2 separate regions of the Mus musculus genome follow, and region 2 is linked to region 1. The links are chromatin loops, found by intact Hi-C in ENCODE. Cell type or tissue: left cerebral cortex. All regions are shown on one strand. Links, peaks and the distances in the headings refer to the core of each region. The heading gives the core; the rest is flanking DNA.

Region 1 (8,977 bases), core at 695-8,694:
TGTGTGTGTGTGTGTGTGTGTGTGTGTGTGTGTGTGTGTGTGCATGTATGTATATGTGCCATGACATCTGTGTAGAGGTTACAAGAAAATTTACAAGGACTGGTGCTTTCCTTTCATGATGTGGGTCTTAAGGATAGAACTCAGATCCAAGCTTGGTGGTAAGACCTGTTTTACCCCTGGAGCCATCTCCCTTGATCAACATTTTATATTTTAAGCCAGAATTTGAGTAGTGTTGGGAGAAGGTTTGCAGGGATGATAGAGTGAGCAGGTGAGAAACAAGCCAAAAGACACATTGGGGATGTGTGTGTGATATTTGTAAGGTAACATTGTATTATTATGGTAATGATACAAATTGTGTGAGAAATTAAGTTGCTTTATCTGAGATTTCCCAACTAACCAGTGACAGGAAATTGGTTTGGGAAGAGAAAAAAGATGCATAATTATTTCTTCCATTATGAATGTGCATTCTTGTCATCTCTGAGGGCTAAGATTGTCCTGCAGGGAATATGATTAAAGTTAAAAAGAAAGAAAACAAAGTAAGTAAGTCAGCTTTTGATCCTGCTGCTATATTTACCCACAAAAAGGAGGCAGCTCTCAGGTGGGCTTTTGTTCGAATAATGTCCTGAAATCCTTGTGTAAAAGAACAATATGAAATCTCAATTCTCCCAAACGGTTTGGGGTGAGTTCAGCTCTTGAGCCCCTAGGGGGCTTGGTTCCCAAGGAGACTAATCCCACTCGCTCAGCATTAGGCATCACCAGGAGGAAAGAGCTCTAGTTTGGAGATCTGCAGAGCCCCTGGTTGCAGGCGGGAGCTGAGTCCCTTTGCTCTATAGGAAGTGAAATGTATTGATGTCAAAGCCACTCAAGAGAATGTTCTCACTCAGGGGTAGGAGGAGGGGCTGAAGAGCCTGGCAGGAGTGAGCCAGTGGCTCAACTAAAACCAATTTTATCCCACATACGATTCTTCCAAAAAAGGGGGCAGATGAAGCAGTGAGGCCACGATTCAGACTGGGTGCAGATAGCTGGGTAGGTGAACTCCTAAAAATGCCCTCTAGTTTCAGAAGTAAAATAATTCCAAGGAAAAGTTACTACTTATTTTCCACAAACATCACATCTTTCACTTACACATGCCTTTGTCTGGGCTGTTCTCTCAGAGAGATAGTACAAATTTGCTTGAAATATTCAGGTACATCATTTAAATCTTTGCTCCAATTCTACCTTGTCTTTAAATGCCTTGTCTTCTTTGGGCAGCCTTAATGGTCCCTTTTTGACTTTAAAAAATTTTTTTATTATTTTTTATTCACTTTACATCCAGATGACAGGCCCCTCCCTCCTTCCTTCCTAGTCCTACCCTTACAAATCTCTCCTCCCATTGCTCCCACCCCTTCTACTGAGAGAAGGGGAGACTCCCTTCTTGAGTACCATCCCACCCTGGAGCTCCTTGCCCAGCAGGACTAGACACATCTTCTCCCACTGAAGCCCCTCCAGCCAGTCCAAGTAGAGGGGAAGGGGATCCAGTGGCAGGGAAGAGACCAAGACAACCCCCACCTCCATTCCACTTTGACACATCTGTAGCACAGTGTGCAGCTTGATGATCCCCCCATCTCTGGCACCTTTAGTTTACTAAGGTCATATATTATAGTGACTTGTGTGTAATGTCTGCCTTTCGATTAGCAAAAGTATAATCCATAGTTTTTCATCTCTGCATCCCTGGTATATGCACATCCATTTTCCTGCCTAATGAATAAATGACTGGATGGGCATATATAGGCATATAAGGGTCAGTTTTATGAATCATGAGAAAGAAATATTTTTTTATACATATAGCTATCATGTTATATTTATTTTATAGGTCAGAGTCCACAGAAGAAGTTTTGTATTGTCCGATAATAAAGGCAAAATTGGACTCCAGTTTTCTCTGGCTATAATTTCAGCACTTTTACACTGTTCTTTCAAAGTTTGTCTAACCCATAAGCACAGCTGCTTTCTTGTAATTGAAAATAGGCACTTGGCTGGGGACAAAGGACAAATGATGCTGATATTGTAGTTTGCTATGTTGTAATAGAATGGGTTGGGCACAAGTCAAGAACAAGGAGTTCATTGGGCCACTATTTTATATCAGACAAGGTGAGATAGCCTTTGCTGTAGTAGGAGAAAAATAATTCTTGCCAGTAGCATTTGCCTACTGTGCAATATAAATAACCTTTTCAAAATCCACGAGAATAGTTATAACTATTCTCATTTCTCAGATTAGGAATGGACATGATACAGAAAATGAACTGACTGGCCCAAGGACTCTTCCAACTTCCAAAGCAAATATTAATCAGGAAATTAACTTTGATGTGTTAGAAGCCCAACTATCTAGAAGTGAAAAGGGATTTTTATAGATTAATATTTATAGTTTATTTATTTTAAATATGATTGTTAGAATTTCAAGTGTAGAAATCTTGCACAGTTGCCCTCTGGCCATTTCTCATTAAACTCTTGGCATCTCTACTGGACTCTGTGTGACTAAATGATACTGGACATCTTTGAATCTGAATGAAAGGTACATGACAATTGAGCCAATGTGAGTTAAAACAATTTTGACTCAGCTTTATGTGTTTAAGTACCTATTCCCATCACTTAAATAAAACCTGTCTTCTTTGGTAGGAATGCATGCTCCAATGTGGTTCTGTTATAGCTGCAGGAAAATGGGTCTTGAAGAGAAGACTGTTAGAAGACATGGTCGGTACCTCTTCAGTGACCTGCACCATGATAACTAAGAGAACTTTGTTGTGTGCACGAGGCTTTTCTATTGTGGCGTCAGTTAATCCTCATGAATACTGTGATGGAGAAGACATATCAAGGAGTGCAGCCATCTCCACGGGTCTCTTCTTTCATAGCAAATGCTCTATGTGCCCAGTGAGGTGGGCAGCCTCACTTGTGTTGTGATGTAAAAAAGCTAACCAAAGCAGAGCATGGTGAGATGGTCTATCCAAAGCCATGTACCCAACAGAGCAAGGATTTCAGTCCCAGGCTGTTTACTGGATAGGCTTAAACTAAACCAAGACCAAGTCTTTTCTCAGTGACCTTTCACGATGGACCGCGTTGTTCATTTTCTCCACCCCAAGAAGAATGAATGTCTGGTTGAAAGTGTCCTAGGAAACGTGCAGGTGATCACTCGACTACAGCAGCACTGCGTGGGGGGCAATCTACGTGGCTTCAGAAGTAGAAAACCTAAGAGGCCAGAGCTGTCTATACACCCGGGACTCTCTCCCATCAAGAAGTGGCTCAGGGAGACTGACTTTTTTCTTATTTGACCTTTGGGCCAAGGGCTGGCTTTGACTTAACTTTAAGCTAGTAGTAACTTCTACCAATCCAGCAGTAGAAGCAAGAACATCAGACTTGAGGGTCCTGGGAAAACTGATCAGAATCTTAGGATCAGAAGTAGAGTTTGAAGATTCAAAGAGACAGGGCCAAGAGAATACAGATTAATCAGTTTGGGAATGGCTTTCTTTTCTGACTGTACTAGATGTGGCTATGGCCAATTCTCCGAACTTCTCAGAAGTCTAGTTTCTTTTGCTGAATGGTAACAAAACATGTAGTTCATGAGGCTGTTGGACAGGATTAAATGGCATAAAGTCATTAAATGGGCAATGACCAGTACAGAGCGATTCCAGGAGCTGGTAGATGGTGGACCTCACTGCTTCCAAAACTGGAATCGAAACCCAGATTTGTGAACTCGCTTAGGGACAGTGTCCAGGGCCAGGGTGTGGTTTTACAGAAGCCTAGCTGGGGTTGGAACACAGGCTTTCTCCTCACCCCTGGCGATTGAGGCCAGTCAAAACAAATGCCCCGGGGCACAGGGAAAGGAAAGGGTTAAGGTCTGAGAAAGCTCGGAAAACAAGAAAAGCCCAAGTTTCCCGCCCCCTTTATACCCACTACCAAAGCCTGGCTACGTAAGCCCCTCCTCTCCGCTACCGGGGCGGTCGCCCTGCACTCCCTCCCTCCGCCTCTGGCTTACAAGATCTAATGAGCTCCCCCGGGAGGCTGAGCCGTGAGCCTGGGTCGGAGCGAGCAGACAGCGCCTCGCCTGGGCTGGAGCGGGCCGGGTGCGCACGGGCCGCGCTGCGGACGGCCGGGGAGCCGCAGCGATGGCGGTGCAGGCTGCGCTGCTCAGCTCGCACCCCTTCATACCCTTCGGTTTCGGAGGCTCCGCGGACGGGCTGGTGAGCGCCTTCGGAAGTCTGGACAAAGGCTGCTGTTTCGAAGACGATGAGAGCGGGGCGACCGCGGGAGCGCTGCTATCGGGGTCCGAGGGCGGGGACGTGCGCGAGGCCACCCGCGACCTGCTCAGCTTCATAGACTCGGCGTCCAGCAACATCAAGCTGGCGCTGGACAAGCCAGGCAAGTCTAAGCGGAAAGTGAACCACCGCAAGTACTTGCAGAAGCAGATTAAGCGCTGCAGTGGCCTCATGGGGACTGCACCTCCGAGACCCGCGTCCCCGAGCGCTGCAGATGCTCCAGCCAAACGGCCTCCGGGAGCCCCGACCGTCGCGACCCCAGCGCACTGTAAGGCCGCCCCGCGGAGGGAGGCGACCCAGGCTGCAGCTGCCGCCAGCCTGCAGAGCCGGAGCCTGGCTGCTCTTTTCGACTCTCTGCGCCACATCCCCGGGGGTGCAGAGACGGCTGGCGGTGCGGAGGCGGTGTCAGTCCCGGGCCTCGGAGCAGCAAGCGCTGTGGGAGACGGGGCGGGCACCGCGGTGAGCTCAGTGGCTCCCGGCACCAGGAAGGTCCCGCTGCGTGCCCGAAACCTGCCCCCGTCCTTCTTCACTGAACCATCCCGGGTGGGCTGCGGCGGCGCCAGCGGCGTCCCATCGGGCCAGGGCGTGAGTCTGGGTGACCTGGAGAAAGGGGCGGAGGCCGTTGAGTTCTTTGAGTTGCTGGCGCCAGACTTCGGCAGTGGCAACGATTCGGGTGTCTTGATGGCCGCGGACCCTCTCGATCCGTTCCCCGCCGGAGCCACGGTCCTACGGGGACCCCTGGAGCTGGAGTCAGGCCCCTTTGAGCAGCCGGCGATGGTGGGGAACCTACTATACCCCGAGCCCTGGAACACCCCCGAGCTGTCCTCAGACCAAGAAGCCTCCTGTGGCTGGCGTTCGCGGCGGCGTGACCTTGAACGAGCCTGTGCGCCTCCTGTACCCCACAGCCTTGGACTCTCCAGGTGGGGAGGACGCGCCAGCCTTGTCTTCTTTCACCCCCTTCTTCCCAGATTGTGCGTTGCCGCCGCCCCATCAGGTGTCCTATGATTACAGCGCGGGCTACAGCCGCGCGGTTTACCCCAGCCTCTGGAGACCAGATGGGGTCTGGGAAGGGGCTTCTGGGGAGGAAGGAGGGCATCCAGACTGACTGCGAGGAACTCGTTCCTTTCATTATGACTACTGTGGGCTGCGTGCCACTTTGGGTTTCTTCTGAGAGGAGAGAACGATGGGAGAACGCAAGTAAAGACGAAATGGGATTAAAACAAACAAACAAACAAACAAACAAACAAACAAACCCTCAATCCATTTAATAAAGGATCTTCAGGAAAACAGACGAAGTGAGGATTGTTTTAATCACAGCCTCAGATTTTCTTTTCTTTTCTAAGTGAGTCATAGATTCCTACTTGGACAGACCAATTAAAAAACCCAGAGACAGGATTTGGGTGGGATGATCAAGGGTCAAGAGTAAGACAGCTTTTACTGTCTCATCTCAGTTCAGCCAAGGTCAGTGTGTTTAATGTCATTATCCCCTTCAAACAGCTCCCTGGTGTCCTCCCCTGACTACATTATGAATTAAAGCCTATATTGAAAGAAATGGAACAGAGGTATGTGGTCATTGAGTTGAGTGTTTTCTTAGTGTTTTCCCAATTTCTCAACTTTGCTAGGTGGACGCTGCGGGCGGGGCTTGGGTGCTGGCAAGGTCATGTCCCAGGCCTCCCTTCTTTCCCCCTTTGCCTTCCTTGGTTTTTGTTTTTGGCGCGCGGGGGTGGGGGTTGGGGGGATGGGGTGGGGTGGGGAAGCTGAAGGTGCCATTACAGTTATTTTTCCACGATGGAGGATATTAAGCCCAAGACTTTAAACACACTAAAACCAGTTCTGAGTGTGACTCTGTTCTTCTCTTCTTAAGATTTCCCTTCCCCTACCAATCTCTGCCTTTCCCATCTCTTTCTGCTGTTACCCTTGAATAGCTTACTCCATGGCTCTAGCCTCTCATCTCTGCTCTCTGCCTTCTTCCAAATCTCTGAGTTAGGAGGAAAACCTGGCAAGTCTAGAGTCCCATTTCTGTCTTCCCCCTTTCCTCTTTCCCAGCCATTTTTTGAGAGAGAGTTAGAAGACAGATGATAACCTCTTGATTTTAAGTTTTCTTATTATAACAGGATGACAGCGTTTCTCCACTTCTCACTGTTGTAGCTGTTTGGGAGACTCAGAAGTAAAATACACAAAATGTCTTGAAACTGTTGCACTGCTTGGACCTGCAGGTGTATTATGTCTCTTTATAAGCAGATAAATGGTTTTGGAGTGAAAACTGTAGAACATGTTATTCTCATTTTGTTTGTTTGTTTCTTTTTTGTTTGGGGCGTTATGATAGCTGTACAACTTTATCATCTTCTTTCAGCCACACCCCTGTATCCCAAACTCTTACTCCCCAGCCCCTACATCCCTGATCTTCCTCACTCCTGTACCTCACTGTGATAGGGATCTGTGGAGGGTATAATGTCTCCAATGGAGATTTTCCATTCTTTTCATAACCTGGATGGAAGTCTTGGAGGATGAAAGTCAGAGAAAAAGTTTAACCAGTAGTGAATGTGGCTGAGAAGATTCACAGCACCATCAGGATGATTGAGGGTCAGAGTTGAGAAAAGTCCTGGTGGGAAGTGAGCAGCTGGAGCCAAGAAAGGAGGCTGTTGGGTACCCACAGGTGCAAAAGCTCTTCGAGGCCAAAACTCAGAAAAGGAGTTGGGAATGTCTGTAGACTTGATTGCTGCTTCTCTGTAAGGCAGCCAAAACAGACTGTCTGAATATTTACGAGGAGAAAGAAAAAAAAATTAGTGTGGCTGCAAGGGATGAAAAAGGCAGGGCCATAGTCTGTGAAAATCAAAACTGCTGTAGATTTTGGGAAAGAATTTAAAAAGAAAAGAAAAGAAACTCGTGTGCAGCAATGGCAGGCATAGCTTCAAATGCTATTATTATAAGATCACTTTCTTTCGAGTGAAGCTGGAGTAGCAACTATGAAAAGAATTTTTCAACTTTAGAAACCTGGCAGCCAGTTGAATTTCTTCACAGTAGTAAAAGGTGATTAATTTCATTGTGCTAATGGCACCTTACCCAACAGCCACTTAATTTATGTTGGTTTATTGTGACAATAATCTAGGGTAGAATTTCACAGTCAGACATTAACACTGTGACTGCCCATAGGGTTTACTGTCAATGTGGTGTTTCTTAATTTTCTCCTTCCTTCTTACCCAGTTTAGTAAAAAGATGTCTTTGGCCAGTGCCTTGTTTGTTATGTCTTCTGTTCATGAGAAGAATACCAACACATGTTTCTATGTGCCAGGCGCTGAGCAAAGCATCCGTTTACTGATCTTCCTGGGGGTGGGGGCAGTTGCCAGTTGCTCCTTTGAAAGCTGAGGTTCAGGCAGGCAAAACAACCCCAACTTACTGAAAGCAAGTGTGGAGTCCAAATCTAACGGTACTGGGACATCAAGACCTGCCTGTCATTTGTGAGATTTGGCTAACATTTGCATTCATGGGTTCCCAGCCTTTACACAATGCCAGGAGCAGAGGTTCCTGCCTCTGAGTGCTGTTGAAATTTTGGGTACCACAGCTCTTTACTTTGTAGACTGTCCTGGGCATGGTTGAAGGTTCAGCAGCATGCCTGGACTTGTCTATTAGATGCCAATGGTACTCTGCTGGTTGTGATAATAAAGTCTATTGTAATTGTCACATGTGCTCTAAGAGATGAAATTACCACTAGCTGAAAATTACGTTAGACAAATACAAACTCAGTGCCTGTGGGGTGTCCAGCATTTTCACTTGAACTTTATTTATTTATTGTCTTATAGTACATATATCATATTTAATTTTGATAGAGGTCTGAATTTAGGTGTTGTTATTTTTCCTTATTATTATTGTTAAATAATGAAAAAAATACCCAGTTAGCTTAGCTATACCGTATTATTGTTTATTTACCATCCATGGTCCAGTTACTGTATTGAATTGTGGTTTTCCCATTGGGAAACTGGAGAACAATCTGTCATAGAGGATTATTGTAAGAATTTGTCATGTTTATAATAGCCCACCAACCAGAAGGGAACAGTATTTGGTAGTCTACGCTTCAAATTATGTTAAACCATCTTGTTATGCAGGCTTCTGTGTACTGGATGGTGGCATAGCATACCCACCCCCCATTTCCCCATTTCTTACTCCTCTTTTTCCCGTGTTCCCCTCCGATCTGAGTTTATCTGCATCTGACTATGTCATTCACTGTAGTACAGTAAGTGATACTCATAGTATTCCTGCCAGAATTGGACATGGTCCTTTTTGTCATTTCAAGTATCCATTTCATCTCTTTCATAGCCACAGAAATATTCATAAAGAATTATTTTAAAGTGCAATAATAACTATTTCTTAAGACCAAGAGTACAATGTAGTTGTAAATATATGGCTGGACAAGCTTGGGATACTATGTGCAGATATTCTTTATTGTCTCTTCGATTGGTCATTCATCATTCTAGGAATGAGTTTCAAGTGCATTCCAGCGATTTCACAATGTCCCAACTCTTGTCCATCTTCATTCAAGCTGCCACATACCCATCATCACACTATTGGGTCCCGAGAAGATAGATACCCTTTGTTCTATTTCCCCCTTCCATGACGTTTTCAGTTTCTCTCTGCAATTATTCAGACTTCATCCTACCCTTGTGGTCCAGGATCTTGCCTGCCCCTGCTCCAGG
Region 2 (8,977 bases), core at 559-8,558, 96 kb before region 1:
CAAGGATGTCCCTTTAGGAAGCATAGGGGAGGGTCTCATGTATCCCAGGGTGCCCTGTTTTCACGTTCAAGTGCTAAGATCACTGGTGTGCAGCAGACATTTTACGTGTTTTCACATGGTTCTGGGATGGAACTCAGGGCTTCACACTGCATAGGCAACCACTCTTCCAACAGAACTATATCCCCAGCACTGTACACCTCTCTTTCTCCCTCTCTCTCTCTCTCTCTCTCTCTCTCTCTCTCTCTCTCTCTCTCTCTTCCTTCCATCTGTTCATCTGTTCATTCTTTTGTTCTTTCTTTTTCCTCCTTTTTATTGCTTTTGAGACAAGAATGGGATTACATAGCTCATTCTAGCCATAAACTCATGATTCTTCTTTGTTAGTCTCCTACGTGCTGGAATTACAGGTATGTGCAACTGTTACCAGTCACCGGGGGTTCTTTTGCTCATCTGGATGGTAGTCGTGGGTGGGATAAGAAGGCTGGTTTATGGAAGACTATATTTTCCTTCAGTGTCTGAGAGCAGCGAGTTATGCCAATAGCCAGGCAGAACAAGTAGCAACTGCTATTGTGACAGAACTTGGCTGGCTTTGGATTTTGGGACCCTTAGCTTCATGGGTCACAGTCCCCTTCAGACCTTGGGTACTGGGGCTCTTGAATTTTGGCAGCAGTTGTTGTAGACGCTCCCATCCTCCAGTCTAAGGCTACTGGCCTAGGAGACTCCACAGTTGTCTGAATGCTTGAGACGACCAGGTCCTGAAACTCTGGGGTAAAGCAGATGGAAGAGGGGAGGGCACAGGCCTATCAGTTGTCCCGTGTATTCTTCACTCTCTGGATCCCTGTGGCTTCTGTAGTTCAGGAGCTCTGACCTAGGGCCTCAACTTTCCTTAGCTATGCTGCCAGCTCACACCTCCTCTCTGCTGCGTTTGTCTGACAGTTAGCCTAGAGCTCCAAAGTCCTGTCAGGCCACTTCCTCCATTCTCCCTCTGTGTCAACAGATCTTGGAGGTCAGCAACTGTTTTAGTTCCTTCTTCTTTTTAGGGGTGTGTGTGTGTGTGTGTGTCTGTGTGTGTGTGTGTCTGTGTGTGTGTGTAAGTGGTGAAGAAAAACAGGCACTGTCATGTAGAATTGGTGACCACCAGGCAAGGAGGGGAGTTAAGTTTTCAGGATCAGAGACATGCAGGATTATCGGCAATTTTAAAAAGTGTCTCAGATACACCGCAGTGACAATTCTTTTATCACGTTAACTTTATTTCAGAAACAAGGTTATCCTTCAAACCTCATAAACCCATTGACATCCACTCTCAAAACAAGACTTGTGCTTACAAGTTGTAGGCTTGGGAAGGGCTACCTGGAGGGACATTTGTGTCCCTAGGCCAGCATTGTGTATTCTAGAGGACACAGAATGTATGGTGACAGACTACTGCCATGTACGCAAGCAGACAAAGAACTATGGCTTGACAATTCTCCTTGGGGCTTGTGAGAAATTTCCGCACCGCATCTCACTCAGCCATAGGCTGACTGTTTTTCTAAATGTACTGTAGGCCAAGTGGGCCCTGCCACTAGACAGAAGAACTCTTAAGGCTGAGTGAGCTCAGACACTGGGAAACTCAGAGACTTGAGATGGGCAGGAGGTGAGCTTCTCTACCTGTTTCTTTACTTGCTCTGTGACCCAAAACTGTGACACTCCACTGAGGGGACTGTGGGCTGTCAGTCATGTACAGCATCACCTGGGGCCCTTCCATGCAAATAGGACATCACTAACATCTCAAACTGAGCCAATAGGATACACCTACCCCCAAATCCCATCCCACTCCTCAGTGTGTATAAAGTGCCTGTCCACATGGAATTAAGCACAGAAATTATTTCATTGCAGATCATATGAGGGTGGCTCTTTACTGAGCTGTAATACTTGGGGGATGAGTTCTCTTTCCTGAAGCATTTGTCACTGGAACTTGGACCCATCTGGCTGGCCAGGCTCACACTGCTACCTCCTCTGCCTCTGCCACTACTGTCCCTGCCCTTGCTCAAGGGACCTTGGCTACCTGCCTGGAACACGCTGCCCAGACCTCTTCACTTCTCTTCTAAGAACAGTAACACGTTCAGCATTCCTGGCAGGACCAGATCCTCATGGAACCTATTCACCCTGGCTCTCCTTTGCCTTTGTGAAGGTGGCTTAAAGATTTAAAATAAAATTATAAACCACACCACTAAAAACAACAGAGTTAATGATAGAACCTCACACCACACCCCTTTCTATGCTAGGATTTTATTTTGTTTTATTTTGCCTGGCTTGAGCTTGTTGTACTAAAACTTAGGTGAGTTATAGCTTCTTCCTTTCCCTTCTGGCAGCTTCTGCTCATATCCAGCAGTTTTTCTGATTTGATTTGATCCAGAATTGATTTCCTGTGGTGTGTTTATGAAGACTGTAACTGAAGATTTTAGGAAAAGCAGTGTAAAATGTTCAGAGAACATCCACTGGTCTTGGGGTACCACTAACTGACTTTCGAATACAGGTAAGTTTTACCTAAAAGAATGATTTTACATTTTTAATTGAATTTCATTTGTTCAATACTTTCACTTAATTAAAAGTCTTTTATGAATATGGATATTCTGCCTGTATGCATACTTCTGTATCTTGTGTGTGCCTGATGTCCACAGAGGTAAGAAGAGGGTATCTGATCCTCTGGAACTGAAGTTATAGATTGTTGTGAGGTTCCATGTAGATACTGCGAATTGAACCTGTGTCCTCTGGAAGAATAGCCACTGCTCTTAATTGTTGAGCTATCTTTCCAGCTCTGCCCTCACTTTTGTAAGCACATATTCTATTAAGACATAATATCAATATTGAAAATAAGAGAAATCAAAATGCATGGACTGATGAGTTGCTTGATGTAATTATTATCCAGATCAATAGAGAACATTTCCAGGCTTTCAGAAATATACGTATATGGGTAATTTTTGCCTAGCATCTTTGTTCAGTGTTCTATGTTAGCTGTATCTGTTTGTTTTAATTGGTTGCTTATTCATTCACATTGTTCTATAGTGTTCTTATTTATTTCAAATTAAATAAATATTAAATATTTTAAATTAAAATGAGACATAATAAAGAATATTAATTTTGGTAAGTCCCACAATGAGGTTCCACTTGTCTGTCATGGAATTATCAAATGTCATTAAAGCATTTTGTTGAATGGTGCAAAAATTCTTGGTGAAGTGGCACAGAAAGTTGTATTTTCTGTAATGCAAAGTGAAAAAGAAGAGATCCGTGGAGGCTTCTGTTGACTAGCATTTTTCAGCTACCAGCAATGTCACTTTGTCTACAGGCAGTGGTCTACCATGGCTTACCAGAGTCTTTCACCTGTGTACTTCCCTAAACTCTGAGGATGTTCAACACCTGAATGACTGGATCCTAGAGACCTGGGTGAACCTGACCATGATGATCTACCCATACCTGACCATGATGATACCCATACCTGACCAACTTTTTAAAGCTTTTGCCTTCTTGGCCTATCAAGGTAACAGGACAATATCCTATCCTCATTTACAAACTACTTTTTGGCTTTTGCCAGAGGAAGATATACTGATGATGTAGGGGCTCCGTGGAGCTAGCGATTCTGGGCTGGCATCCTCTGACTATGTTACCTTGGATGTTTTAAATATCCTTTCTTAGCCATAGCTTCCACTTCTGAGAATTGAGGATGAAAAGCACCAATTATTGCATAAGACCAATGGTTGCTGTTAATAGAATAATTGCTGTATACTGAATCCTGGGGCTATACTTGATATATGTGGCTTATCCAATTTTGTGATATATGTATTATGCCTAATGTATGTAACACATAGAAGAAACTTGATAAATGACCATTTTATAACAGTGCTATCGTTATTCAGTGAGGTGCTAAACATCGTAAATGCTATATCTATGAAGGGTGATCTGTATGCTGAGCAGCAGGTTGGGAAAGGGTATTTTGTAGACGTTAATGGGAGGGCATGGCCCCAAGCTGCCACTTATTCCTTAGCATCCTGGATGACAACTACCTCCTTGAGTTGCCTCATTTTTGTCCCATATGCCTCAGACAGATATCAATAGTTGCAAATCCTTACCCTAAGATCCAAATTTATGGTCCTGAGAAATATAAAGACAATGATTTTAGGTTCTACAGATGCATGGCCCACCCTTTGTAAACTTAAGTTATCGTTATAATTTTAAAGATTCTTTTGCTGTCCACATAATTTATTGTATGTTTTCTTTTAACTATTCTCCTGTTAAGAATAAGAGTTTTTAAAAGCAAAGGACAGTTATGCTCTGAGGGTCTTTTTGACTCCACAGTTAGAATGAGCGCTGGAAATGAAAATATAATTGGTTACATGAGAGCCAAGTTCCAAAAGCTCTTTCAACTGTCCCACTGAACTACTAAAACGACACCTTGCTTAAAATGCTTTAATTAAAACAAAATAAGTCCACTTATTCTCAGTTATTTTCCTTTATGTATAAAGTGAACATCGTGCATGTAACAGGCTGGAAACTAACATGCACTGAATTAAGCTGGACGTTGATAATACGTAGTTATTATTATTATTATTTTGAGATAGAAAAAGCTCACTTTGTAGCTTAGGGTGGTCTAGAACTGACCACCCTATACAAAACCCACTTGTCTTGCCTTTGGCTTGCGAGCCGCCCATTGCCAGTTTCTTCTCTTCCCACAGTTAGCTAAACATTTAATTTTCACCGATCGTTTCTTACTGCGCCTCGCTCCTGAGCTCGGCTTCAGCCCTCTCTGCTCATTCTTTTTCTCCTTTCTTGACCCTATCTGTCCTCACAGCCCACTAATCCCTGGAACACTACCCAGCTGGGGACTGCTCTTTCACTTGGATGGTTCCATTTAGCCAGAACTCCTCCTCCCTCTGATGCACTTCCTCCTCTGTAAAGGGCTGACAATCAGCAGACCTTTTCTGAGTCTGTAACTCAGGCTTAGGGCAGTGAGATAACAGTTGGGTTGTGAGAGAAAGGGTTATTTCCAATTCCAGTCTGTACTATGTACATCTCTAGAGTATCCTCGGGCAGTGACTAAATGCCGTTTTCCACGTCAATTCAGCTATCGTTCTCTCTAATTTGTCTTTCACATTGTCTCTATTTGCTTTTGTTTACTGTTAACAGAAGCTGCAACAGTCATGCAGAAATAATCATGGACTTGGCCGGCAGAACACAGGGAGGAAGAGAAAAGAGAAATAGAAAACCTCTGTCATTTGACAGTTCAGGCCACATTAAAAATCACAGCACTTCTTTTTAGCTTAGAAAGCGCTTTTAAAGAAGGCTGCAGTTCCTTAAATTTTGTAGTCTTTCTTTTAGCTGATAGCAAGTTAAATACTTTCATGTTTCTAGCTTAGTCTTCTGGGCATGCAAATACACACGGTGAAATAGTAAGACATAAAAGGGAAAATCTCTTCCGTTTGTCTTGGCGTTTGATAATGTATGCACCCTCTCTGGGTGGTTTAAGCGGTTTAGATGCATTCTATGAAAAGAGAGCTTTTACTGACAAAACTAATGTGATTATCGGAAGCAGTGTGAGAGGGATGCTGGAGCCCTAGAGAAAGAGAATCTGGTCTAAAAGCTCAATGTATCAGTTTAATCCTTCTTCTAATGGGGGCGGGGGCGGGGGGATGGAGGGAAGGTACTCTGCAGAGAAGATTGGCCTTTTTATTTTTTAAGAATATCTTCTTCCTTTTAAAGAATTGTGTCTTTTCCTTAAGTCCCTTTTCTTTTATTCAAACTCTTATCCTCCTAGGCACAGGCACCTAAGGCTTTCAAGCAAACCATTATCCTTACTTTCTTGCCAATACGTTGGCAGAAAGGGCAGGACACAATGGGGTGCACATCTGATCAGTCTAACATTGCTTGGATGTTCTACTTTCTAAACCTCTTTTATTTGGCAACGAAGTAGCTTTTGTAGCCCAGGCTAGCCTGGAACTTGTAATTCTCTGGTTTATCCTCCTCAGAGCTGAGGCTTGTCCCAATCCACCTGGCTTCTACACTATTTTTGTACTTTTTACAAAATTTAATGTGCATTGGTCTTTATCCTACGTGTGTATTTGTGTGAGGGTGTTGGATCCACTGGAAGTTGAGTTACAGACATTTGTGAGTTGTCCTGTGGATACTGGGAATTGAATCTGGGTCCTTTGGAAGAGCAGTCAATGTTCTTAACTGCTGACTCATTTCTCCAACCCCTATTTCTGTACTTTTTAAAAATTAGATATTTTCTTTATTGACATTCCAAATGTTATCCCAAAAGTCCCCTATACCTTCCCCCCACCCTGCTTCCCAACCCATCCACTCCCGCTTTCTGGCCCTGGCATTCCCCTGTACTGGGGCATATAATCTTCTCAAGACCAAGGCCTCTCCTACCAAGGTTGGCCGACTACGCCATCTTCTGCTACATATGCAGCTAGAGACATGAGCTCTAGGGGTACTGGATGGTTCATATTGTTGTTCCTCCTATAGGGTTGCAGACCCCTCCAGCTCCTTGGGTACTTTCTCTAGCTCCTCCATTGGGAGCCCTGTGTTCCATCCAATTGATGACTGTGAACATCCACTTCTGTATTTGCCAGGCACTGGCATAGCCCCACAAGAGACAGCTATATCAGGGTTCCGTCAGCAAAATCTTACTGGCATATGCAATAGTGTCTGGGTTTGGTGGCTGTTTATGGAATGGATCCCCTGGTGGGGCAATCTCTGGATGGTCCGTCCTTCTGTGTCAGCTCCAAACGTTGTCTCTATAACTCCTTCCATGAGTATTTTGTTCCCCATTCTAAGGAGGAATGAAGTATCTATGCTTTGGTCTTCCTTCTTCTTGAATTTCATTTGTTTTACAAATTGTATCTTGGGCATTCTAAATTTCTGAGCTAGTATCTACTTGTCAGTGAGTGCATATCATGTGAGTTCTTTTGTGATTGGGTTATCTCACTCAGGATAATATCCTCCAGATCCATCCATTTGCCTAAGAATTTTATAAATTCATTGTTTTAAATAGCTGAGTAGTACTCCATTGTGTAAATGTACCACATTTTCTGTATCCATCCCTCTGTTGAGGGACATCTGGGTTCTTTCCAGCTTCTGGTTATTATAAATAAGGCTGTTATGAACATAGTGGAGCATGTGCTCTTATTATCAGTTGGAGCATCTTTTGGGTATATGCCCAGGAGAGGTATTGCTGGATCCCATTTTTCTAATGGGTTTTTTTGATTTTCTGGAGTCCATCTTCTTGAGTTCTTTGTCTATATTGGATATTAGTCCCCTATCAGATTTAGGATTGGTAAAGATCCTTTCCCAATCTGTTGGTGGACTTTTTGTCTTATTGATAGTGTCTTTTGTCTTTAGATGCTTTGCAATTTTATGAGGTCCTATTTGTCGATTCTTGATCTTACAGCACAAGCCATTGCTGTTCTGTTCAGAAATTTTTCCCCTGTGGCCATATCTTTGAGGCTTTTCCCCACTTTCTCCTCTATAAGATTTAGTGTCTGTGGTTTTATGTGGAGTTCTTTGATCCACTTAGACTTGAGCTTTGTACAAGGAGATAAGAATGGATCAATTAGAATTCTTCTACATGACAACTGCCAGTTGAGCCAGCACCACTTGTTGTCACACAAAATGCTGTCTGTTTTCCACTGGATCGTTTTAACTCCTTTGTCAAAGATCAAGTGACCATAGGTGTGTGGGTTCATTTCTGAGTCTTCAATTCTATTCCATTGATGTATCTGTCTGTCATTGTACCAGTACCATGCAGGTTTTATCACAATTGCTCTGTAGTACAGCTTGAGGTCAGGCATGGTGATTCCACCAGAGGTTCTTTTATCCTTGAGAAGAGTTTTTGTTTTCCTAGGTTTTTTGTTATTCCAGATTTGCAACTTGCCCTTTCTAACTCGGTGAAGAATTGAGTTGGAATTTTGATGGGGATTGCATTGAATCTGTAGATTGCTTTCTGCAAGATAGCCATTTTTACTATATTGATCCTACCAATCCATGAGCATGGAGATCTTTCCATTTCTGAGATCTTCTTTGATTTCTTTCTTCATAGACTTGAAACTCTTATCTTATAGGTCTTTCACTTCCTTAGTCAGAGTCACAGAAAGGTATTTTATATTATTTGTGACTATTGTGAAGAGTGTTGTTTCCCTAATTTCTTTCTCAGCCCGTTTATCCTTTGTGTAGAGAAAGGCCACTGATTTGTTTGAGTTAATTTTATATCCAACTACTTCACTGAAGCTGTTTATCAGGTTTAGGAGTTCTCTGGTGGAATTTTTAGGGTCACTTATATATACTATCATATCATCTGCAAAAAGTGATATTTTGACTTCTTCCTTTCCAATTTGTATCCCCTTGATCTCCTTTTGTTGTCGAATTGCTCTGGCTAGGACTTCAAGTACTATATTGAATAGGTAGGGAGAAAGTGAGCAGCCTTGTCTAGTCCCTGATTTTAGTGGGATTGCTTCGAGTTTCTCTCCATTTAGTTTGATGTTGGCGACTGGTTTGCTATATATTGCTTTCATTATGTTTACGTATGTGCCTTGAATTCCTGATCTTTCCAAGACTTTTATCATGAATGGGTGTTGGATTTTGTCAAATGCTTTCTCTGCATCTAACGAGATGATCATGTGGTTTTTGTCTTTGAGTTTGTTTATATACTGGATTATGTTGATGGATTTCCATATATTAAACCATCCCTGTATCCCTGGGATGAAGCCTACTTCATCATGATGGATGATTGTTTTGATATGTTCTTGGATTTGGTTTGTGAGAATTTTATTGAGTATTTTTGCCTTGATATTCATAGGGAAATTGGTCTAAAATTCTCTTTCGGTGTTGGGTTTTTATTTGGTTTAGGTATCAGAGTAATTGGGTAGAGTACCTTTTGATTCTATTTTGTGGAATAGTTTGAGGGAATTAGGTCTTCTTTGAAGGTCTGATAGAACTCTGCACTAAA

Evidence for each region. A loop is a pair of places that touch in the nucleus more often than their neighbours do. Peaks named below come from ENCODE experiments on the same cell type or tissue, not always from the same donor. Only the 100,000 strongest peaks of a DNase experiment are listed, where the experiment ranks them.
Region 2: it touches region 1 in a loop (4-fold over the local background); 6 of 42 quality-filtered maps call a loop at or near these places.

The regions. Positions count from the first base shown.
Region 1 is chr7:93,075,885-93,084,861 of GRCm38, forward strand. It overlaps Fam181b (family with sequence similarity 181, member B), which reads left to right and starts at 3,995. Exons shown (of 2, transcript NM_021427.2): 1 at 3,995-5,101; 2 at 5,103-5,838. The coding sequence starts at 4,137. The coding sequence ends at 5,391. In left cerebral cortex, for the core only: CTCF peaks have their summits at 696 and 4,012; DNase peaks (open chromatin) are centred at 4,001, 4,407 and 4,660; H3K4me3 peaks cover 3,723 bases; H3K27ac peaks cover 1,343 bases.
Region 2 is chr7:92,979,992-92,988,968 of GRCm38, forward strand. It overlaps the pseudogene Gm31663. Among named protein-coding and RNA genes, the nearest start is that of Fam181b, 95 kb to the right of the region's middle. In left cerebral cortex, for the core only: no CTCF peak of the experiment used is centred there; DNase peaks (open chromatin) are centred at 4,912 and 5,150; H3K4me3 peaks cover 635 bases; H3K27ac peaks cover 1,146 bases.